Regions from separate parts of the Homo sapiens genome. Here region 2 is linked to region 1. A link is a loop called in an ENCODE intact Hi-C map of the cell type or tissue named here. Cell type or tissue: heart right ventricle. All regions are shown on one strand. Each heading gives the region's core, and the rest is flanking DNA. Links, peaks and the distances in the headings are about the cores only.

Region 1 (9,062 bases), core at 3,176-5,675:
TCTGGTAAATCTTTGTTCTCCCTCTACTTCCCCAGATTTGCAGTCATAGTCATCCGGATACTGTGACCAGGGATCTTGCCTAGGAGTCTGTCCTCCAAGCACTGAATGCCAGTCTGTGGGGGATCCTGGCAAATGTCTTTGGAGTGTTTCACTTATGAGCAAAAAGAGCAAAGATGTTCAGTCTTTGAACATGGGAAGAATTAAAATTTTAACTTGGTTTGACGACCAGAGTCTGTCCTCAGGTGAGCCTGATATGTGATAGCTCTTAGCATCGAGCACCCCAACTAGGATTTCCAGGGAAAAATTATGGTTCAAATTCAGTAGTGAGTCTTGTGGGGGTGGCTTGAAGATGATGAAAATTATTCATCTTTGGTCTGTAATGACATCTAGAATCTAATAAACTAAAAACAATAATCTTAAGAAAAAAGATAATTCTGTTAATCAAAATGAAAAATGAAATAGATTGTGTTTATGATTGCATGAGTTCTGGCATGATACACCCTGGACTCTTAACAAATATTTGTTTGGGGAATTTTACGTGGATGGAGGGAAACAGCTGGATGGTTATGTTGATATTTATACTTGTGAATGTATCATCAGGCAGTTGCAATACAATGAGATTTTTTATTTATTTGTTTGTTTATTTATTTATTTATTTTGAGCCGGAGTCTTGGTCTGTTGCCCAGGCTGGAGTGCAGTGGCACCATCTCGGCTAAATGCAACCTCCATCTCCCAGGTTCAAGCAATTCTCCTGCCTCAGCCTTCCAAGTAGCTGGAATTACCAGCACGAGCCACCATGCCCGGCTAATTTTTGTATTTTTTTAGTAGAGACTGGGTTTCACCATGTTGGCCAGGCTGGTCTCCAACTCCTGACCTTGTGATCAGCCCACCTCGGACTCCCAAAGTGCTGGGATTACAGGCGTGAGCCACCGCGCCTGGCCACAATGAGATTTTAAATGCTCCATTTAAACAACAAAATAGTGAGATTTATTGCAGGCATTTAAATAAAACCAGTCCGTATATGTAACTGAAATAAAATGGATGCTGTGTTTTGGGATTGCATTTCAAGGGTGTCATTATTTTAAATGTTCCTTTTAGTGTAAGCCATGCTCCTTTACATAATTTTCATAGTTTTTATAAAAAGTTTATTGTGTTTATATAACACATCAGGCATATTGTTTTATTTATTTCCAAGTAGAAATAAACTATTAGAGCTGGGCTTCACTTCCTGTTTCTTCTCATTGCTTTTTCTTTGATGATGCATAGATGTTCACAGTGAATTTTGTTTTCCTTTCCTCCCACCTTAATGAACAGGGGGTCACCGAGGCTGAGCAGTGTCTCACATACAGGAGAAGGCTGCCCACGGCCTCCTCCCTGCCCACGGATGCGCTTCCTGGTGGATGCCCCATCAGCTCTTAGGCTGAGGGCAGAGAGAGGAGCAGATCCACGGCTAAGGAACCTGGACACCCAGAGGATCTGGAAGGAAGGGGCAACAGTTGCGACAGTGAGCCCTGGACAGAAGACACTGACTGTGGATTTTTTATGTGATTCTCCTCAGGAACCCTCACAGACAAACCAAACCCCAGTCTCTACGTGTCTTCAGGGTGCCGGTCCTTCCAGGTCCTCTTTTTGTCACTGCCCTAGGCCCCGGGCATCCTTCTCCTATGAGTCACAATGGACAGTCTCCTCTTCAGGGTGCACCCTCCTTACCACATCTGACCCCACACCCATCTCCTCATTCCTCCATAAACCATCCCCTGCTCACTTCCATTAGCATTTTTACATCATTCTAGGATCACAGCCTCCCAAGGATGTCTCTGCAGGATATCCATGTTGCAGAGAGCTCAGACCTTTGACAGGACCACTGTGCCTGGGCCACCTAAGGCTGAGCATTTCTCTTGCTTCTCTTCTAGAGCAGCTCTAGGCCGAGCCAGATCCAGACCTCTCAGAATGCTGAGCCCACGTTTTCTTAAGTGTCAGACTTCCGCTCTCACATATGGGTCTTGGGTCACACAGGCTGGATTCTCCTTTCTTGTCATCTTTCCCACAGTTTCAGAGCTCAGGAAATGATCAGCACACCTGCACCAAAAGGAGAGGACACCTGTGGGACCAGGCTGAAGGCTCCTGGACTTCTGGGTCACACTGGCTGGATTCTTTCTTGTCATCCCCACCTCATCCACACCCACCATGTGTGGACAGCTCCTTTTGCTTCTAGAAACAAGTTGATTCTGTTTCCATTGGGGAGACCAGTAAGAAAACGAGTTATCATCCCTGCACCCTTGCTCTGCTTTCAGTAACACAAGTGACAGTAAAAGTCTTGGCATGAACTGGTGTTGGTCACAGGCAGGGATAAAGGAGGGATGGGGAGACAGGATGAGTGGGGCAGATCTTTCTCTCATTTCCCCATGGAATAGGAACCCTTGGTAACATGGAGTCAGGATGCAGCTGTGTGACACTGATAACCAGCCAGTCCTCAGGCTGGAGCGCAGAAGTTGTCCAGGAGGCTGTGGGAATAAACCCAGAGCAGGAGAATCAGGCTTGGACCCCTGAGGGACAATCACTGATGTCCTAAGTCACAAAATTAGGGGCTCTTTCTGGGAGGGAATGCCCAATGTTTCTGCTGCTCCCCATGCAGAAAAAGGTGACATTGAGATGGGGGCCTTCTCAAGAGTTTCCTGGGGAGGAGTCACTTGAAGCAAACAGTATCTGTACCCAGATGTTCCACAGACTCACTACTAGAACCTGACTCAGTGAGAACCTCCAATGGTGCAATAGAGGAGAAGAGAACACAGGCCCTGAGGGATCAGCAAACCCACCCTCAGCAGTCCCCGTGGTCCTGAGTGGAATGAGCTGCAGGAAAGTCACATCCCTGGGACCTACTTCCCCCATGGCCAAGGAGCAGCCTCAGCCTTGCCTCAGCCATGGTGGAGCCTCCCCTTGACTCTCTCAAGTCCTACATAGAGGTTTACCGGCCTCAGGTCCACAGTTACCCTCAGACGTAATCCCATCTCCTGACATTTCCACTGAAATGCAGGTACCCAGTACTGAGCCAGGTCAGCACTATATCTGCAATTCCCTGACCTGTGTCCTCATGCAGCATTTCATATTTGAGTGCCTTGTTCCTGGGACACAGTGAGCCTCAGACAGCCCTGAGAACAGACTAGTGGGGATGGAAGGGGAGGTCTCTGCTTGTACACTGGAAGAGCAGAGTCCATGCTGTAGGGGACTGTTCACCTGCTAGGATGTCCCCAGGCTCTGACCATGATGTGAGCTAGGAAAGCCTCATTTTGCTTCTTTCAAGAACAAAAGTCCAGCTCCGCAGGCAGTGGTGTTAGCACATATGGACAACCAGCCAACACTTCAGGGTCGTCAGGTGCTTTGGTTTGGTTTTGTTTTACTGAGACTTCAGAAGAATGGATGGGAAATTGAGAGAAGAGCCTTTTACAACTAGAAAGTTATTTCCAAATTTAGTTTGTCCCTTGGCTGGTTATTTTAAAATTTAAAAACTGTTACAGAACAAGAACCCAGATCAGGGTGAGGTTTTCGTCCCACTTCCCCATCTGTGTGTGTCACTGTGAGAAGCACTGCTGTGCCAAATCATACAGTAATAGTCAGCCTCATCCTCAGACTAGAGCCCAGAGATGAATAAAATCCCTGCATTGGTCGAAGCATCTTTGGATCCAGAGAAGCGGCTGGGGACTCCAGAGCCCTGGTGCTTATCTGAGTCTGAGTAGTAGTTCAGGAGATACCTGGGAGGACTCCCTGGCTTCTGCTGGTACCAGTATATCCTGTAGCTACCAACACTGATGCCACTGCGCAAGGTGCAGGTGAGTCTGGCTGATGCTCCAGGAGATGCTGAGAGGGAAGTTGGCTGAGTCAGCACAGCCTGCGAGAGGGAACCTGGAAACACAGGCATTTATAGGCTTTAAGGCAGAAACCAAGGTAATATTTTTTTTAGTGATCTTTGACACGAGAGTCAGAATCAGGCTGTGTGGCTGACCCTGGTCTCTGAGGCCTTTTCCTACCTGTGCAGTGAGAGAGGAACAGGAGAAGGAGAGGAGTCCAGGCCATGGTGGACACAGCCTCTTACCCCACAGTGGGACTGGGCTGCCCCAGGCCTCCTTTTCTTCCCACCCTTGCAGAGGAGGGGCTGCTCATGCAAATGTGTTTCCACCCAGGGACTGCCGGGCCCCTCCTTGAGACCTGGGGATGCAGCTCACCTCACTCTGCAGACTAAGCAGGAGGAAGGTTTATTTTTCTTCTTGCAAGGTCCTGGGAGGAAGCACCTGTTGAGACGATACACAGGTCCCTGCTCAGGGAACTCTGCAAGGCCAGAGGGGACACAGCTGCCGAGTGTCCATCAGTGAGCACAGGGCCCAGCCTCAAGGCCTGGATTTCTTGGAGTGAATGCTCCTTACTGAGCAGCTGTGTCAGAACCACAGGGCAGCCCCACAACATCCGACGCTGGTCCCAGGAAACACACTTTCCCAAAGCTCAGAGACTTCAGAACCCAGCTGGTCTCTGCAGCTCTCCAGTCACTGTCTGTATTCACATATCCATGGTCTGATTCCCAGACACTGCTTCTATCATGCTGTGCATTATTACTGTGATTTCTCACTCCCAGAAGTAGTCTTGGTCTGTGGGATGTGCAGCCATGTACATATATAACTTTTAAAGTTGTCAGCACCCCTGCATGGCATTCTAGAAAAATCGAGTTGCCCACATGTGCCATCAGGGTGGGCATCATGAAAAATGGGTCAGCTGAGGAGCTGGGTTGAAGGGCAGCTGGGGTTGTTCAAAAGGACAGTGAAGAATGAGAATTTTCCAGGAAAAATAAATGATCCAATACATGTTAAAGACAGCAATTTAGCAAAAGTTATACATCTAATGGTTTCATATGTTTTATAGAGATTTGACTCAATTTTGTGATGTAGGAACATTAAGAGATTTTGTAGACTTTCCTGTCACAGTGTGACATATATCTCTGTTTTAAGAGGTTAGCCATTATCTCCCTAAGTAAAACGTCACTTTCTTCACAGTCGTGTCATATTTTTTGGTAAACGATTTGTCCTAAATGTTATACAATTTGTTTGTATCTTGATATTGCCACCTTTATTTTTTTACTGGATGCTTTCAGGTTATTTGAAATATCAGTATTTATTTTACCTGCGAAGTGTTTTTGCAAGTATTGAATGCCAGAGGAGACAAAGGCAGAGACCATCACTTCTCAATGTTGCCACGTCTACTCTTGTGCTAACTGTGCAAATGGCCCTTGGGTTTCTAGACTCACGAGGTGCTTTAGTGAATAATCTAGAATCAGGATCACTCACTTTTCTCAGGCACGCTCTCCTCCAGGCATTTGGAGACAGATCCCTCTCATATAGATGAGGCAGGGAAGGTACTACCTGGCTTAAACCCCTTCAGTAACTCATCATTCTTATTATAAAATCCAAATCCTGTGGCCTCTGAAGCATGCCCTTCACACTGTGGCCCCTGCACACACCCACAGCCCAACTCACAGCCCCACCCTTGCTTTTAGGGCTCCAGGCTCACTCGCTTCTCTGTCCTGGGAAACCCTGAGCTCCTGTGTTTTCCATGTTCTCCACACCAGCTTCTCCTCTGCCTGTTGGGAGAAGATGGGCTTCTACTCAAAGTCAGAGTGTAAGCTTACATTTTGTCCACATTGTACACCGGTTAAAAGCAGAACAGTTACAAACAAGGATATTTTAAACACTGGATAGCATGGAAACTTTTGAACCATACAAATATACAGATACTTTTCTAATGAATTGTTTGCACCCATCAGCCAAATTTGACCATCATCAATGTGGTTCATCTTGTTTAATTTTTCAACCCATTTTACCCATCAGCTTACTCCCTCACTGGGTGATTTTTACAACAGATCAACGAAGCAGTAAAATACAATTGGTACATAAATTAACAAATATATACATTTGAAGTGTTCCGTAATTTTTGTGGATTAAAGCAACACATTCCAAGGACTCTCACATTAATTGATCTGTTCTGTAATCATCCATGTCTAAAGTTAATTTATTGTAGTAATTGGGAAACTGAAGGAAGCACAATGAATGTTAACAATTTGCAGATGCAGGACTCACAGCATTGCATATTGGATTAGAATATAGTCCAGTTGGGCATCTACATTCCTAATTATTTATTGGCTTTACCCAGTTCTCCTAGTGGAGAAATATCTCTTCTGTGGACACAGAGCTCACAAACCCATCCTTCTTCCTTCAAGAATTTCCTCATCAAAGTCTGCTATGGGACTTGGGGTTGATGAGTTTAATGTTTGAATTGCATTGATCATATGGATGATTTAAAGCTCCGTAATGAATATTGTGAAGGAAGGATATCTAATGTAAAGTTTCTTAGTTATATAAATATTGCCAGACATTTTCCCAACTCACCCATATTAGCAGTTTATTTGCTCTCGAGGGTTTTCTGTCCCCAGAATTTGCTTTATGATCTATTCGCTTCCTGTGGTTTCTTTTATCAGGACTGGGAAAGCCCATCGCATCCTCTCCACTTTCTCCACATGAACCCATGGGATCCAGTATATATGGATCCATGACAATCAGACCATAAATGAGTGAACAGAGGCTGCAATTGGCAGCTGCAGAGACCAGCTGGGCTTTCAGGTCTCTGGGCCATGGGGAGGTATGTGTGATATATATATTTGCATTTTTATATCCATATCCTTCTCCTGCTAACCAAATCCAAAGGCAAAAGTCATTACTTAGTATCTTCCATTGAATGAACTTGGAATCTCAAACACAAAATATTCAGAATTTTTAAAAAAATTATTATCTTGACCTCAGGTTTGTACCTCTTCCTGGGATTCCAATGTAGGTGAACTCACATATTTAATAAACATGTATTGAGTCTGTCCTTAGTGCCAGGAAGTGTTTTCAGCAATGACAAGACAGAAAACAGCCAATAAACAATCTCATAGAGGTTGGATCTCAGCAGGGGAAACACAGTGAATAGAGTCACTAACTGTAAAGAAACATCTTAATGTGGATGATCCCATCCTGACAAGTTAGTCATCCTGGGGATTTGAAGCCCATTGCTGACAGCTGAGAGACGTGCACTTCTATAACCCTGACGAATGGACTGACTTGTGCAGAAGTTGATGATGTTCTTTTTGACCATGTGTGTTATAAATAATCCTTCATCGACAGGATGGGGTCAATCTCCTTGGCCTCACAAATGGCTAGGATCTCACTGTAAGGGAGAAATAAAACAGCACATTCCCATCCTCAGGAAGAATTCCTAAGGACAATCAGACAACTGAGTGTGAAGAGGGAATTAGTCATCACATAACCTGTCTCTCTTGCTCTCTTTGTGATGGAGAAAGAGCAGCGGAGATACAACAGCCCTGCAACCCTGCCCTGGGAAGGAGACAAGGAAGAAGAGAGGTAAACAGAAATGTAAATAAGGATGCCTGGGCAGGAGCTGAACATCCCGTCCCTCACCCAGACACAGAATCCTGCCTGTCCACTGCTCTCCAGCTTTTCAATTGACCTTTACCCCCACACATCACTGAGGTGGTCACAAGGACCCTGGCACATAAAGACACCTCAGGAACCTCTTGCCGATGCTGGGCTTCAGCCCTCACTGTCCCACACCTCCAAATCAGGACTGCACAGACTGCAAATCAGTGTGCCCCCAAATCAGCTACTTCAGCACTGACACCTCCCGTCTCATGGTTTCTGACAGAGCTCTGGGAGGTTTGATCGTGAGCTTTAACAGCAGTAACAGCAGCCCCTTGAGTGTGTAGGGCATCATCCCATGTGCTCTACAGTGCTCTGTCCCGACCCTTAGTGCTTTTGCTCAAGAGAAAGTAAGCAGGTCTCTGTCCAGGTGTGAAAAGTGATGGTTCAAATAAATCTCACTGAATAAGAGGGAAGGGCAGCAATGAGTCCTGAGTCCTATGAGCTTTCCAGAGAGAAGAGGAGAGTGACATGCTTGATCGCAGCTGCAGGCTGTTGTCAGGTTTCCATCACAAGGACAAGGTCAGGGCCTCAACCTAGTGACCTCTTTCCTCTAGTCCTTCTCACCATGGTGTGGGTCATGCACATTCCTCCCAGCTCAGCTGCTACATCAGATGCTAGATACCTCATCTCTCATGTGCACAATGCCACTGCTTTCTAACTGGACCTTTTGCCTTCGCACTATCCCCTCATTTTTTGTCTTCCTTGAAGAAGCTGGACTTTCCTCCTAAATCTCAAACAAAAGGCTGTGTCTTCCTTGCTTACGACCCACTAAAGGCGTTCTATCATTCTCCCCCTTCTGGCCAGTGTCACCTCTTTGATACACCACAATATGCCTTATTCCCATTGACTTCTTGACTGTCTCTCTTTAGTTTGGTGTCAGCCCTATGAAGACAGGAACCTTGTCTGTCTTGGTAACTCTGTATCCTGAGCCCTCCCCATAGCCTGGCACATAGTAGTTGTTCAGTAGACAATAGGGATGATTAGACCTCTGCATTAGTGCATGTGCCTGAGAGAGAGCCACCTGGAATCTGTCCCTGCCTCCCCTGACCCATCTCGGGTCTGTCCCCAGAGCAGCCTGTTCCTGGAATCAAAGGCTTTCTGATTCTTTTGAAGCAGTCTGACAATGTGCCATTGCTAAGGGCTCCCTCTGTGGGCTGGCTCTGAAAGAACAAAGCTGCATTCTCTAGATCACTGTCCCTGACTTGAGTCCTGGGCACTGGTTAGTGGCAGCACCAGGAAACATACACACAAACGGTAAAGAGCCCAGTTGTCCTGACAGTGGGTGGTGCTGCAGGTAGCTCATACTCATTGGAAACCTGGTGTGCCTTTGTCTCAGTTCCCCAGACTGCAGCACTGTGGGGACCTCGATGGAGCTGCCTAAAGCCAACAGCAGAGATCAGCCTTGTCCTAAGCCTGTAGCCCAGAGATGCTCAGCAATGCCTCCTTGCCAGACCGGTAGCCTGAGATTCAGTCCTGGATCCCTGCAGGTGGATATTCGCCGCAGGATATGGATATAAATATATGGATCCGTACATATGTATCAGA
Region 2 (9,062 bases), core at 3,355-5,854, 340 kb before region 1:
CGTGGGCCTGGGCTCAGAGACTTTTGCTTCCCTGGACAGCAGGGCTCAGCTGAAGAGATGAATGTTCTTGTTTGTGCATGCTGATGGCAGGAACTTAATTTTTTTTGTACCTGATTTGCTCAGGAGAGAAGGATCTGCTGAAGTCTCTCACCTGAGTGAGCTCCTGGCCCTCAGTGCCTCTGCTGTGTAGTGCCTGTGTCTCTGTGACTCTCTAGGCCTGGGCATACCCCACAGCGCCCTCTGCTTGGCACCCACCTCCAGCCTGTCTCTACTGTCAGGAAATGGGGCTGCCCACCCCGTGGAAACCTCTGCTGGGTGGCGCTGGTCTCTGGTCTCCCCAGCTGCAGCCTCATCCCATCCCCACCTCCACGTTTTGTGCTGAAGCATCTGCACCATCGAATCCCTGGAGCACATCAGCCACCCCAGGCAGTGCACCCACATCCACACGGGGCACATGTGGGAGGGACCCTCTGGAGGGACACAGAGCACCGACCAGGGCCACAGTCCTGAACCCAAGCCAGCTGCTCCCAATCCTGCCCTTCCCACTCATGAGCAGGTGACTTGTCCTTCCCAGTCTCTGGTTCTCAGCCTGAGAAATGGGGACCACAGAGTCCACTCTGCACACAGGTGATCCATGGGGATATGAGCCAGCAGGGGAAAGGGAAAGTTTGCTAACAGGCCTTTCTATGTGCACCAGAGTGATATTTATTGGGAATGATTTATTGAAAGATTTTTTCCATTTTACTTTGATTTATGTTTTGAGTGGCAGAGATGTGTGTTTTTGGCTTTCTTGGTTTCCTCCATCTTAGCCCCTCCTTAGTGAACCATAAAACTGACCTCTCTGAACCCTGCAACACTGAAGACACACAGACAGTCTACAAGTACATTTTTGGTTTTTTTCTTAAAATGTTTTTAATCTATTTTCACCTTTCCCAATGCCTATGACAAAACTCTTTTAACATTTCATATTTTAAAAAAACTATTGGGTCGGGCGTGGTGGCTCACCTTTATAATCCCAGCACTTTAGGAGGCTAAGACAGGTGGGTCACCTGAGGTCAAGAGTTTGAGACCAGCCTGACCAAAATGGTGAAACTTCATCTCTACTAAAATACAAAAACTAGCTGGATGTGGTGGCGGGGGCCTGTAATCCCAGCTGCCCAGGAGGCTGAGGCAGGAGAATCGCTTGAACCTGGGAGGTAGAGGTTGCAGTGAGCCGAGATCATACCATTGCACTCCAGCCTGGGCGACAGAGCAAGACTCTCTCTCTCTCTCAAAAACGAAACAAAACAAAAACAAACAAAAACACAAAAAAACAAAAACAATGAATGGATTCAGGTTCCATTTAAATATTATAACATACACTATCCTGTCTTCCCACCTAGACTGAGCTATGAAACCGTGACAAGTGCATGGAGCAGCTATTTGAGCACCAGGAAAGGAAACGATACGCAGCAGTTTGGGATGACCCCAGCAGATGAAATACAACAGAGTCAGTGTGAGACTCCTGGATTTCCTCGGTGTCCCCTGGCTGGGATCCAGACAGGCCAAACCTGAAGGGGCACAAATCTGAAAACGGAAAGAAGTCCAGGAAAGTCTTCTTCTTCAGAATTGAAAATAGAAAAAAAGTTTATTTGGCTCAAAGTGAGGGCTCAGTCCCCTGTACAAGCAGATGGTCCACACTCCTGTTCTCATTTCTCTTGCACCAGTGCCTCTCCCTGGGTTCACACTGATGTCCTATGATTGGAGATGGGGCTTCCTGCACCAGGTCACTCCACAGCCCCTGTTACCTGAAGAGGTGCAGACCAGCACTGTTCAATCACAATATGATGTGAGCCTCATTGGAATCCCAATGTCTAGTCACCACATTAGAAATACAAAGAGAAGAAAGTAAAGGAGTCCAAATAATATATTTTATTTACCTAGCATACCAAAAATAGTATCATTTTCATATGTAATCTAAGTTCAATTATTTATGTAACATTTTAGATACCTTTTCATGTCTACTGTTATCGTTTTTTGAAGAATCATTCTGTGGAGATTGTGTGGCTGATGGAGATGTGAATGGGTTTTCTGTTGACAAGAGTGGGCTCTTAAGGCTTTTTAAGTGTCAACTTTGATACACTGAAGGAGGGGTGAAAAGAATGATTTTTTGCATAGGATGTGAGGATTGGAGATGAGCAGCATCCATCCTGCAGCTCACCCTGTGGGGGTGCATCTGTGGTCCCTGTGTCAGGTGAGGCTGCTTCTCCTGACCCTGGATTCCTGCAGGAGGATCTGATTCCAACTCTCCCTCAGAACCCAGAGCACCTGGCATGCCAGGGCCCTTTTCAGAGAATGGCAGGATGCCATGGGAGCCTGAGCTGGGCAGTTCTGGAAACTGACTCAGGATATTCAGCCCAAGGACTGGCCTTCACCCCCTATGGAAATCCAGAGACCAACTAAGGATGTTGACCTTGGCCTGACCTTCCATTCTGGCCCCATTTCCCCAAATCACAACTGAGTCCCCCAAACCTCAATATATCCTGGTCACCTCTGCCCTAAATTCAGTCTTGATGTCCCCTCTGCAGAGCCTGCCTGGAGGGCCTGTGGAAAGGGCAGCCTGGGGGGTCTCAGATCCAGGTGAATTGGGAAACCCATGCTCATGGCTTTGTCCACAGTCTTCCTGGGCTGGAGGACAAGAGTGACACGTATGGGGAAGGGGTTTGTGTCTCACTTCCCCATCTACCTCTGTCACTGTGGGATGAGGAGTCCTAATGTCCCACATCTTACAGTAATAGCCTCGTCCCCAGCCTGGGCCCTGTTGATGGCCAGGGTGGTCCTGTTCCCTGAGTTTGAGCCAGAGAATCTCAGAGATCCCTGAAGGCCGCCTGCTATCCCCATAGATGACCCACACAGGGGCCTGTCCTGGCTTCTGCTGGTACCATTAAGCACTTTTACTTCCAATACTGTTTTCCCTACAGGTGATCCTAGTCATCTGTCCTGGAGCTACTGACACTGAGGGTGGCTGTGTCAGCTCACAGGAGGTGACAGAGCCTGCAAGAAGGAAAGGGGAGATAAAAAATTTGAAACTGAGAGGCTCAACCCCAGGATATCTTGCTACTTGCCAGGGCTGGAGTGAGCCCCAGGAATAAAAGAGCTCTCAGGGCACCCATGAGCACAGGAGCACAGAGTGGGGGCATTTCAGCCCAACCAGCCCCTCCCCCTGCAGCAGGGTCACGAGCATCCTGCCCACCACACACAGGGCCCTGCTGAGCTCAGACTGATGGCCAGGCTGAACCTGGAGGCCTGGGGCTGGGCAGGTGGGTGAGACCCTGGGGGCAGCACCTGGGCAGTGAGTCAGGAGACCAAGGAAAAGAGGGGCCAGGCCATGGCTGAAGTGCCTCCAATGCTGCTTCTCAAGTCTGAGGCTGGGCAGGCTCCTCCCAGGTCTCTCTTAACCCCTTGTTGGAGAGAACAGCCCGTGATGCCAATCAGCAGAGTCAGGGGCTGCTGCTGGAGGAGCTTTGTGGTTTCCAGAAGGACTCAGCCCCAAGGGACCCAAAGAGGTTAGGGGTGGCCTTGCCCTCCCACCCTTTGCCCACAGGATCTCCTTTATCAATTGATTCCATATTCTCTGCAGACATCTCCACATCACACTGTGCTCAGCCTCATTCCTGGGCTCACTTGGTCACAGCAGAGCTCAGAGGTGACTTTGTATTTCCTAAGGAATATGAAGTCCTTCATATGGGATGATCTTTGATCTGGTCCAGGAGGTGATCATAGAGTCATGCTGGTAACTGTGGAATTATCTGGGGTCCCCAGTCCCCTCCTCCATTCTATCCTGGCTCAGGAGGGCAGTGCTTAATTTTGGTCTAGGCCTCTCAGTGTGTCCTGATCATAAATATTTTATGTTAGAGAGGAGATTTCTGTTGCAGGTCTAAATATATTTTTAGATGTTACTTTCCAGAACCCAATGCAGGTTCCCTCTTCATCTCCACTGTGCAGATGATAACACACACCTTGGAAAGGTGCAGGTCCCACCGCAGGGCACAGCTCCTGAGTGGTAGAGGACAATGGAATTTCTTATTTGTCAAGTGCACACAGAGTGCTGGAAGATCCATGAGGTGATGGAAGTTTCTGCCTTGGCTGCAAGCTCCTGGGTAGGTCATAGCTGCTGTGCCTCAGTATCTCCAGGATGCTGTCAGGATCAGAGACAGATGAGAAGGCGAAGGAAATGTTTGCTCCATGAGAGAATGAGAGGGGGCTGCAAACTCCAAGACCCCCAGAAGTGAATGTTTATTATAACTAAGTTGTCGTCAGTTGTTGGGGAAAATGTATCAATGATTAAGAACTTAAGTCAACTAAAGGTTAATGAGCAACTATTTTGTGACTCACCAGGAAATCAAGAGCCATGATTTGGCAGCTTCCCCAGGAGAGAGTCCGGAAAGACCAGGGACAATGAAAGTGGAGGAGCAGCCAGGAAAGGAGAAGCCACTGTGTCTGCAGGACAGGGGCTCCCAGAGCAAAGGGGAGATAAAGGGGACACCTGTGACCTCAGGGAGGACACTGCACATGGCAGGGACACCATTTTAGCACAACTGGGTGTGTGAGGAGAGGGCACTGTGAGAAGTCAAGTGCCTGGAGCTGTGGCAGAGAAAGAGGCAGCATCTGCAAGAGCTGAAGGTAAAATCCTATTCTAGAATTTCTACATGAGTGTCAAGTACACAAGGACAATACTCTATGAAAATAAAGACCCTTTCATTCCAGGTGTGAGATCATGGTCACTGGCTCCTGCTGCATGTCAGCGTCTCCCTGTCACCCAGGCCCGCCCCATCGCCAGGTGGCTTTGCCAGGTAACTCTCTGCTTCCCCCTGGTGGCCGCTCCACACTGTGGGCTGGGGGCTCAGGGACTTCCTGGGTCTAGGTGTGGATTCAGAACCTGCTGTTCAGGTCCCTGATGCCCTGATCCGAGGACTGCTGGTCCCAGGGGAGGAACACCTCTTCTCTGTGTGGCCCCTGCCTGACTCAAGATCAGGTACAAGGGGCTCAGCTTACCCAATAAAATACAAAAGTATATATGTAGAAACACTGAAATCAAACCCGCATCATATTGGAGAAGAGTAACCTGTAAGAGGCAGTGTTGGGGAAGAGCTGGCTCAACGCCCTGTGGTGAAGAGTCTTTTGTGTGTGGGGATCTGAGAGGACAGCAGAAACCTGAGGGAACCCGGGACTCAGATCAGTCCGTGTCTGATGTGATAGCGTCTTGTAAATGAAGAGCAAGGGGCAGATGTGTGGTGCAGTCAGGTGTAAGAAGGAGAATTTCCTGTTTATGCTCAGGTGATCTGTGAGGGGCTGGGCACACACACTCCTTGGTGGTCTACAGGATGCAGCTGCTGATGCTGGAACTAATTAGACACAGGTGGGCTCAGGCAGGCCCTTCAACTGTCCCTGCTTACCTGGGGCTGGAGCCACTAGGGGGTGGTGGCTAAACTGCTTCAGCCGTCCTCCCAGTGCCCGCCTTGCAGCCTTGGGGAAATTAAGCTTCTGTCACTTCCATTGATCCTGGGTCATGCTCAATGCACCCAGAACAAACAGATTGACCATTTACTGGAAAGTTCTCTGGGAGCTCCCCACTTAACTCAGCCATGAAGAGCGCATGATGGGGCACCCCTTTCAGGGGCCAACTTGTTGTTCCCAGGCTCTTACCCCAGAGGAAGACAAAGCCCTTGGCATAGCTGGGGTGTCTGCTGTACTGGTGGGTAGGTGTCTGCAGAGAACAGGTTTCCTTGAATGTCACCATTCTTCACACACCTTCACATGTGACAGCAATGCATCAGTAACATTTTTTGACTCATCAATCTTGATAGAGAAGCAGCTGTTTGCCAGGTTATTACACAAAAACCTTTGTGCAACATTTGCTGTGCCTTCCATGTGCTGACTCATCACATGTGGCAGTGTGGTCTTTCCCATGCCCCTTCCTGCTCCTGGTACAGGCCTTGTTCCTTCCACACCATGGCATCACTAGTTCCTCACCAACCCTGTTTTGTTCCTGCTCTCGGCAAAGCCTTCTGCTACTAATTAACCTGCTTCCTCAGCCTGTTCTCTCAAAGTCACTTTGTGTACCAGAGTTTTGACCTCAGTTTACTGTGAGGGTCAATGGCTGTTAAAAATCATCCTCTCCTTCACCTGTGTAATGGCCGTGATTGGCAGTGAAGGGCTTCTTCTTACAGAGCACCTGCTGAGTGCTAGTGTCTGGTTGGTGGAGATTCAGTGCTGGAAATTCCATCTGCAGAATAAACAGTTCCCTCAACTTCTAAATCCATCGATAGGTCCTGCCCACACACACACATCGGTGGGCAGGGCCATCATCAGCTGCTGTCTTCCTTCTATCAACTCAGTGCCCAAAAGTCATAATACCCTTCACCTTGATGGTGAAAACATCAAATGGACTCATCACTTGAGCAAGGTCCTACTGCACGCAATGAACCTGGTCCAACGGTGCATGAGAAACTTGAGCTTTTCTTGTGGAACTTTTGGTAAAGTGTTTCATAAGCCTTGGGTTGCAAGCAATACTGTTTGAAAAATGTTGGATCAGAGAGAAATAGCAACCAAGTATCAGCATGGGAAACTTAAGCGTCCTGGCTGGGAAGGAAATTAAACAACTGTAAGAGACATTCTTGTGCAATTGGGAAACATGACTACGGTCTGCATAGGAGAGAGCTGTTGGTATCCTCCCTTGTGATAATGAGAGAGACAGAGACCCCAGTATGGCCGTGTCCACAGTTGTCCCATCCAGAAAGAGTGTACATATGTGCTGATGACCATAGTCTGTAAACTTTAGTGCATGCACATGATTTCACGATTAAACCAATTGTACTTTTAAAGAAGGTAATAAGCAGACTGAGACCTTCCAAGTGAGAAAAAAAGCCCAACAAACCTGGCCCTAGAGACTGGAATCAGACATCTCTTCTGGAAAAGGGCACCATCCTCACCCAGCAGGACCTTCCCGTCATGCTTGCAGCCCCTGGGACATGGAGCAGAGGGGCAGGTCCTGGACTTGGCATCAAGGGTTCTTAGTGAGCTCCTCAGAAAGCAGCCCAGAGCCCAAAGATAAAATCCACACTATCAGGGCACTAGAGGGACATCCAGTCAGGTCTGACCTACCTGGGGAAGGTGATGGGACTTTGGGGGCCATGGGAGTTCAGCGTGCCCCAAAGACAGTCCCCAGGTGGGATGAAAGGTAGTGTCTGTTCTTCCTCTTCAGTTTCTGTGAAATGTCAGCACAGAAAGGGCCCTGGGGCCAAAAGGGGCTGGGTCTCCAGTCCTCCTCAGGCCTCAGGCACCCCTTTAGAATGCGGAGGTCAACTGAACTCATCTGGAAACCAGAGGAGACACAGCCTCTGGAGCTTCCACTAAGCTGCTTATACCCAAGGAAAAGAGAAATTCCACAGGACTGTACCCTCTGCGACAGCTCTTTCCTCCCCTGTGTGATGTGTGATTACATCTGGGGCCATGTGATGTTGTGTGGATTCCTAAACCTTTCATGTACACCACAAACCTGACAGAGGTTCCTGCAGCTCCAACCAGCTTCCCCCTGTCCACTCACTTCTCACTGGACACATGCAGGCCCTGAGAGGATGGAGAAGCTGCTCAGAATCACCAGCCCTGCAGGGGCCAGGTTAAGACCAGAGAGGACGCCTGACCCTGAGGCCTGACCTTCAGCTGCTCACAGGGCAGCTGAGAATGAGAGCCAGGCCGAGATGGGACAGTTCTGTGGCTAGTCCCTGTCTCTCTGTGTTACTATGAGTCCCTGCCAGCTGCTCCCACTGTTATTATCTGCAGTTCAGCAATAGTCAGTCTCTTCCCGGGCTTGGGCTCCATTAATGGTCATGGTGGCCATGTTCCCTGAGTTGAAGCCTAAGAATTGGGCAGATGTCCCTGAGGGTCAGTTGCTGTTATACTAGATGACCAGCACCATGGACTGGCCTGGATTCTGCTGGTTCCTTAATGCATGTTTATCTCAAGGTTATCTCCAGAGTATGTGCTCATGATTGTCAGTCCCAGGGCCACCAACACTGAGACCAGCTGTCTCTGCACATAGGAGGCACAGGGCTGACAGAAGAGGAGAGGAGAGGAGAGGAGAGGAGAGGAGAGGAGAGGAGAGGAGAGGAGAGGAGAGGAGAGGAGGGCGTGAGGATGAAGGGTCCATTCCCAGAAGGTCCCAACCCGGAGCTGAACTTAGGGTTTGGGTAGGCCAATTACAGTGTCATATATTGAGTGGTTTAATGGAAGGTCTTTCACTCTTCGTAAAGTGTCTTTTAAAATATTTTCACATTACTGTCCTATAAAATTTTCACAATTGAAATAATTAATCTTTCATCTTCTCAATATAAAAATAAATTTCTCTCAGTGGAGGTGAAACCTGTTTTGGGTAGCAAGATGTGGTTGAGGGGATCCCAGGGTAGGTGGGGGCCAAGTAGTGGCATTTTATTGCCAAAGACACTGTGGCTTGGTTACCATAATGCATAGCTGAGCATGCAAGGATTCAGAATAATCAGACAAGATCATGTGCGTGGTCTAAGTGGTCCTGGGGTCCCAGCCTCCCTCTACTTATTTTTTTGAATGAGCAGAAAGCTCCATTTGAGAAAGACTGTGAAGGCTCCTGGGCCTCAGCAGAGGCTCTGTGTGATTGTGGCCACACAGCTCACCATGTGACCCAAGTTGCCAGTATGCTAGGTTTGGTCTGAACCACAGTCCCGGTTGGCCATTTCCAGCAGCTCCTCAATCACATGGCAGGGATGTATTTGTGACTTGAGGGACTAGGTCACGAGGCCCAAGTAAGTTTCATGAAGAGTTGGCCAAATAGACATGACCGGAGCCCTGCACCATGTCTTCCTCTCAACCTACAGCCTTGACGTCCTGAGGGGCTCCCTGAGATCAGCTGCCTAGGAGGAGGCACTTAGGCTGGGGTTACAGAGTTTTCTGCAGGACATGCAGCCACTACTGGTGTGGACAGTGCTAGTACTCCACCTGGCCTCTGAGAATCCCTGAACAGCAGTGTTGGAGGAACATTCTCATTAAAG

Evidence for each region. Peaks named below come from ENCODE experiments on the same cell type or tissue, not always from the same donor. Only the 100,000 strongest peaks of a DNase experiment are listed, where the experiment ranks them.
Region 2: it touches region 1 in a loop (8-fold over the local background); 2 of 110 quality-filtered maps call a loop at or near these places.

The regions. Positions count from the first base shown.
Region 1 is chr22:22,347,949-22,357,010 of GRCh38, reverse strand. It overlaps IGL and IGLV5-48. Among named protein-coding and RNA genes, the nearest start is that of VPREB1, 110 kb to the right of the region's middle. In heart right ventricle, for the core only: no CTCF peak of the experiment used is centred there; no DNase peak of the experiment used is centred there; H3K27me3 peaks cover 1,360 bases.
Region 2 is chr22:22,688,747-22,697,808 of GRCh38, reverse strand. LOC112267890 (a long non-coding RNA gene) reads left to right here and starts at 3,795. Exons shown (of 3, transcript XR_001755447.1): 1 at 3,795-4,139; 2 at 4,378-4,662; 3 at 4,732-5,053. It overlaps LL22NC03-102D1.18 (a long non-coding RNA gene), which reads left to right. Exons shown (of 3, transcript XR_001755442.1): 3 at 1,383-1,980. It also overlaps IGL and the pseudogene IGLV3-24. RefSeq lists enhancers at 1-303, 364-483, 4,934-4,983. In heart right ventricle, for the core only: a CTCF peak has its summit at 4,847 (motif pointing left); no DNase peak of the experiment used is centred there.